Regions from separate parts of the Homo sapiens genome. Here region 1 is linked to region 2. A link is an interaction called in ENCODE POLR2A ChIA-PET data of the cell type or tissue named here. Cell type or tissue: GM12878. All regions are shown on one strand. Links, peaks and the distances in the headings refer to the core of each region. The heading gives the core; the rest is flanking DNA. Region 1 overlaps NFAT5 (nuclear factor of activated T cells 5). Region 2 has its middle 23 kb from the start of MIR1538.

The links. Peaks named below come from ENCODE experiments on the same cell type or tissue, not always from the same donor. Only the 100,000 strongest peaks of a DNase experiment are listed, where the experiment ranks them.
Region 1: POLR2A ChIA-PET joins it to region 2 with 8 read pairs; 3 of 35 experiments call an interaction of 5 or more read pairs at or near these places.

The regions. Positions count from the first base shown.
Region 1 is chr16:69,612,055-69,614,976 of GRCh38, forward strand. The region is part of intron 2 of NFAT5 (nuclear factor of activated T cells 5); the gene reads left to right. Among named protein-coding and RNA genes, the nearest start is that of NFAT5, 48 kb to the left of the region's middle. RefSeq lists an enhancer at 1,389-1,548. In GM12878, for the core only: no CTCF peak of the experiment used is centred there; a DNase peak (open chromatin) is centred at 1,477; H3K27ac peaks cover 1,241 bases.
Region 2 is chr16:69,541,834-69,544,755 of GRCh38, forward strand. No RefSeq gene overlaps it. Among named protein-coding and RNA genes, the nearest start is that of MIR1538, 23 kb to the right of the region's middle. In GM12878, for the core only: no CTCF peak of the experiment used is centred there; no DNase peak of the experiment used is centred there.

The sequences.
Region 1 (2,922 bases), core at 252-2,751, 70 kb after region 2:
ATATATTCATTTATTACCTCTTATTTATTAGCAGTGTTTCTGAAATAATATTAAAATTAGAAGTTTTCTTGAAGCTTGTTTTACAACTTAGAATTATTATCCAGTAGCTTTCCTTAATATTTTTATAACCTCATCAACAAACAGTGAGTGTCTCTTGTAAGTAGCGTACTGCCGAACCTTAGTCAGAGAAGACATGACATAGTTTTGGTCCATGAAGGGTTTTCAACCCATTTGGAGAAGTAGGAAATAGATACAAAGATGATTTGTAACAACCTGAGGGGTGTCAAAAAGATGGTACATGTAGGAAATTAATGTTATATTCAAGTGAAAATTTGATATTGTTTATGTATATTATTCAACTTTTAAAAACTTTGCATTAAAGTATGGAAAGGAAGCATAAGTATACCATTGTTTTAATGGTTATCTTTGATGAGATCATGGGCAAGTTGAATTTTTATTTCTTACGTGTATTTTTAAAAGCAAGCAATAACTCTAAATAAATTAATCTAGGCCAGGTGCAGTGGTTCATGCCTATAATCCCAGCACTTTGGGAGATTGAGGCAGGAGGACCACTTGAGCCCAAGAATTGGAGACCAGACTGGACAACAAAAGGAGACCCTGTCTCTATAAAGCACATACACAGAGACACACACACACACACACCAAAAACCTAGCTAGGCATAGTGGCACACACCTGTGGTCCCAGCTACTCGGGAGGCTGAGGTAGGAGGATCAGTTTAGGCCCGGGAGCTTGAGGCTGCAGTGAGCTGTGATCGTGTCACTGGGTGACAGGGCGAAATCCTGTCTCAAAAAAAAAAAAGGCAAAACTGTAGTTCTAGGACAGATTTGATATAAAAAACAAAAGTAAAGCAGGCTATTTGTTTAGTAACATCAATTGCTAGACCTCTCTCCTGTTTATGTATTCACTTGGAAGTCCCATAGGCATCCAAATTCATCATTTAAAACTGAATTCTCTTTCCAGGTTTATTCTTAACTCCTATATTCTCTATCACAGGAAATGGCACCACTTTTTATCAATTTTCCCAAGCCAGAGTTCTATGTGCTACTTGGAACTCTCCTTTTTTTCCCTCTCCCTTCCCCACCGTAGCCAGTGATCCAATTTAGTTCATCCATTTAAACAGCTTTAAATTCGTAGCCTATTGACTATTTCACTGCCACTGCCTTGGTTCAGGATTTCATTATTTCTTGCTTAGGCTATTATTGTAAAAACCTTCTTACTCATCGCCATCTCTAGGACCTAATCTATTCTCTGTATTCCTGGTAGGATGATCTTCCTCAAATATATGTTTGAGTTTATCATTTCTTTGCTTAAAACCCTCAAAGGCTCCCTGTGTGCTGAGGGATAAAACCCTTACTGCTTAGCATGATACACAAGCCCTGTCATAATCTGGCCTCACCCTGCCTTTAGTAGTTTCATCTCATGTTACTGCTTGTAACTTCCGTGTTCTGAGTAACTGAGTTACCTAATAACCTGAGATGAAAATACTCTTTTTGTTCAGGTTTGCTTTTATAGTTTCTCCTTCCTTTTCCCCAGTCTGTCTGCTAAATAGCCATTTCAATATTCAAGGTTGACTTCTGGTGTTACATCCTCTGTGCTGCCTTCTCAGATCCTCCACAGATAACATTAAAGGTTCCCTCTTCTCCAGTTGTGTAACACTTCATACTTTATTAAAGCACATACTGCATTATTTTAAACTTGACTCATTTTATTATCTCTAGACTGTGAACTGCTTAATAAGGGTGACTTTCTTTTGTATTGTGTCCCTAGATCAGTGCAGGTGCTAAATAAATGTTGAATGAATGTTTAATTACTGCTTTGTCAGGTTGAAGGTGATAGTGAAGAGGAGCTGGCATAGACAAAAATACTTAGCCCCTGTGACTGTGGCAAATAAGATGTCAAACAAGTAATTATATGACCAAGAGAAGACTCATGGTATGTGTTGTAACCAAGATTCTGTTGCCTTTTTCAACTAAAATATTTGGTTTTGTTTGATTTTAAACAGAAAGTGTAGCAAAAGTGAGAGGGAGAACAAGGTAGATTGGTCTTTTCTCTCTTTTCTTTCTTTTCTTCTCTTTCTCTCTTTTTTTTTTTTCTTTTGAGACAAGGTCTTGCTCTGTCACCTAGCCTAGGATGTAGTGGCACAATCACAGCTCACTACAGCCTTGACATCCTGGGATCAAGCAGTCCTTCAGCTCTGCCTCCCAAAATGCTGCGATTACAGGCACGAGCCACCACGCTCGGCCCTAGATTGGTTTTTGATTGCCAGATACCTAAAAATGAAGACATGAAATAAGTTTGTTTACTCTGATAGATTCATTTCTTTGCAAATTGAGATCTTATAATATGAAGCTACAGTTACATAGCTGAATTTTTTGAATCCGTAGTAATTAATAAATTCCTAATGAAATGTATGCCTGAATGCACTTTTTGGAACAATCTTGAACCTACAAAAGAGTTGTGAATATAGTGCAAATAATTTATTGCTTTTTTTCTGAATCATTTGAGAATAAGTTGCTGACATGTTTCCTCATTGCCTCCCAATACTTTGGTATTTCCAACAAATAAGAATATTCCCTTATGTAACCACAATATAGCTATCAAAATAAAAATTAACATCAATACATTTTTTTCACCTTGTCCTTAGATCCTATTTGGGTTTTGCAAATTGTCCCAGTAATTTCCTGTATAGCAAAAGGATCCAGTTTAGAATTATATGTCCATTTAGTTGTCATATCTCTTTAGTTTCTTTGAATCTGAAATCATTCCTTGGTGTTTCCTGGACTTTTATGGTTTTCTTTTTCCTTTTTTTTTTTTTTTTGAGACAGAATCTTGCTCTGTTACCCAGGCTGGAGTACAGTGGTACGATCTTGGCTCACTGCAGCCTCCTCCTCCTGGGTTCA
Region 2 (2,922 bases), core at 118-2,617:
TTTTCTTCAGAAAATCTTTTATATTTTGAGATTTTTTTTTTTGAGATGGAGTTTCGCTCTTGTCGCCCAGGCTGGAGTGCAATGACGCGATCTCAGCTCACTGCAACCTCTATCTTCTGGGTTCAAGCGATTCTCCTGCCTCAGCCTCCCGAGTAGCTGGGATTACAGGCATGTGCCACCACACCCAGCTAATTTTTGTATGTTTAGTAGAGATGGGGTTTCACCATGTTGGCTGGTCTCAAACTCCTGACCTCAGGTGATCCACCTGCCTCGGCCTCCCAAAGTGCTGGGATTACAGGCATGAGCCATTGCACCCGGCCTCAAGAAATTTTTAAAATACAGAAAAGCACAAAGACTTTTTAAAAAAATCACACCCATATTTTCACCATCTAGAAATAATCATTAACATTTTGTCATATTTGCTACCAGTGTTTTATTTGTTTCTACCTTTGTAAAACAAAAAACAAAACAAAAAAGCCCTGAAATATTGCAGATAAATCCAAAGACAGATTTAACCACCATCCCCTACAATGAGGCTGAAATTTTTACTTCCATTTCTAAAAAAAAAAGTATGTATAGAGTGTATATATGTACATAAATCATAAACATTCATATAAAGATATACATATATATATATATATTTTTTTTTTTTTTTTTGAGACGGAGTCTTGCTCTGTTGCCCAGGCTGGAGTGCAGTAGCGCAATCTCGGGTCACTGCACCTCTGCCTCCTGGGTTCAAGCAATTCTCCTGCCTCAGCCTCCTGAGTAGCTGGGATTACAGGCGCCCACCACCACACCCAGCTAATTTTTGTATTTTTAGTAGAGACAGGGTTTCGCCATGTTGGCCAGGCTTGTCTCAAGCTCCTGACCTCAGGTGATCCACCCGCCTCAGCCTCCCAAACTGCTGGGATTACAGGCATGAGCCACAAGGTACATATATTTTATATAAAACAGTATGTAGTATTCTTTTGAGTGTTTTTTTTAATTACCCATATTTATAGGTTTGTTTTTTGATATGGGGTCTCACTATGCTGTCCAGGCTGTACACAAACCCCTGGGCTCAAGCAACTCTCCTGCCTCAACCTCCTGAGGACTGGGACTAAGGTTAGCACCACCATGCCCAGCTTATATAGCTGTTGTTTCAATATATAGTGATCATATAGAGTTGTTTAGATGTATAATATATTGATAGTATACCTGTTGTTTTGCATCTTAATGTCCCTCTTGAGGAATGGGAATCCTGAGCTGTATAGGAGAATAAAACTTCAGTCCTCTCATCTGTAAGATGATAATAATAGTAATGTGATATTGTGAAATATGTGTTTGGTCTTCATCCAATTTGCTGACATACAACTCCTAAAATCCTTCAAAGTGATGTGTGTTTTAGTCTGCTAATAAGTTGACTGGTGACTTGGCAGCCTCTAGGTAGCTTCAGGATGTGAGCTGGTCCCAGAAAGACCCAGGCATGATTAGAGGATTGGGACTTTCAGCCCCACCCTTCAACTTCTGGGGAGGGGTAAGGGGCTGAGGGTTAAGTTGATCGCCAATGTCCAATGGCTTAATCAATCATGCTTATGTAATGAAGCCTCCATAAAAACCCAAAAAGACAGGGTTCAGAGACCTTCTGATTAGCTGGACACATGGAGGTTCCTGGAGGGTGGCACCCCAGAGAGGACATGGAAACTCTGCCCTTTTCCCCATACCTCACCCAATGCATCTCTTCATCTGTATCCTTTGCAATACCCTTTACAATAAACCAGTAAATGTAAACATTTGTTTCCCTGAGTTCTGTGAGCTACTCTAGAAAATTAATCAAACCTGAGGAGGGGGTTGTGAGAACCCCTATTTATATCTGGTTGGTCAGAAGCATGGGAAAAACAACCTGGGACTTGTGTTTGGCATCAGAAAGTGGGGGGCAGACTTGTGGGACTGAGCCCTCGACCTGTGGGATCTGACACTATCTCTAGGTAGGCAGTGTTAGAATTGAATTGAATTAGAAGACACCTGACTTGAGGTCAGGAGCTCAAGACCAGCCTGGACAACATGGCGAAACCCTGTCTCTACTAAAAATACAAAAATTAGCTGGGTGTGGTGGCAGGCGCCTGCAATCCCAGCTACTCAGGAGGCTGAGGTGGAAGGACCACTTGATCCTGGGAGTTTGAGGCTGCAGTGAGCTACGAGAGTGCAACTGCACTCCAGTCTGGTTGAAAAGGTGAGACCCTATCCTTAAAAAGAAAAAAAAATTAAATTTTAAAAAAAGGAAAAGGCTCAAATCAATAAGAAAAAAAGATAAAAATATCCTAAATGAAAAAATTAGCAAAGGAAACAAAGAGAAGAGGAAACTTAATGGTCAATAAACATCTGAAAAGATGTCCAGAGTAGTCATAGGAAAATGCAAATTTCAACAATGAGATATGTACATATGTAGTAAAAGTATGAAAACAACCAGATGACATATACCAACTTCAAAATAGTAGTTCCTTTTTTCTTTTTTTTGAGATGGAGTCTTGCTCTATTGCCCAGGCTGGAGTGCAGTGGCGGGATGCCAGCTCACCACAACCCCCACCTCCTGGGTTCAAGCGATTCTCGTGCCTCAGCCCCCCAAGTAGCTGGGACTACAGATGCCTGCTAATTTTTGTATTTTTAGTGGAGATGGGGTTTCACCATGTTGGCCAGGCTGGTCTTGAACTCCTCACCTCAGGTGATCCACCTGCCTCAGCCTCCCAAAGTGCTGGGATTACAGGCATGAGCCACGGTGCCTGGCCTAGCATAGTAGTTTCTAAGGGGAAGGAGAAAGGAACAAAGAATAGGGAATGAGACTTAAGTGTTCTGTATATGTCTTTTTTCTTTCTAAAAAATGTGAAAACAATATGAAGAAATATACGGAACGTTGACATCTGTTAATTCTGGATTGGGGATATG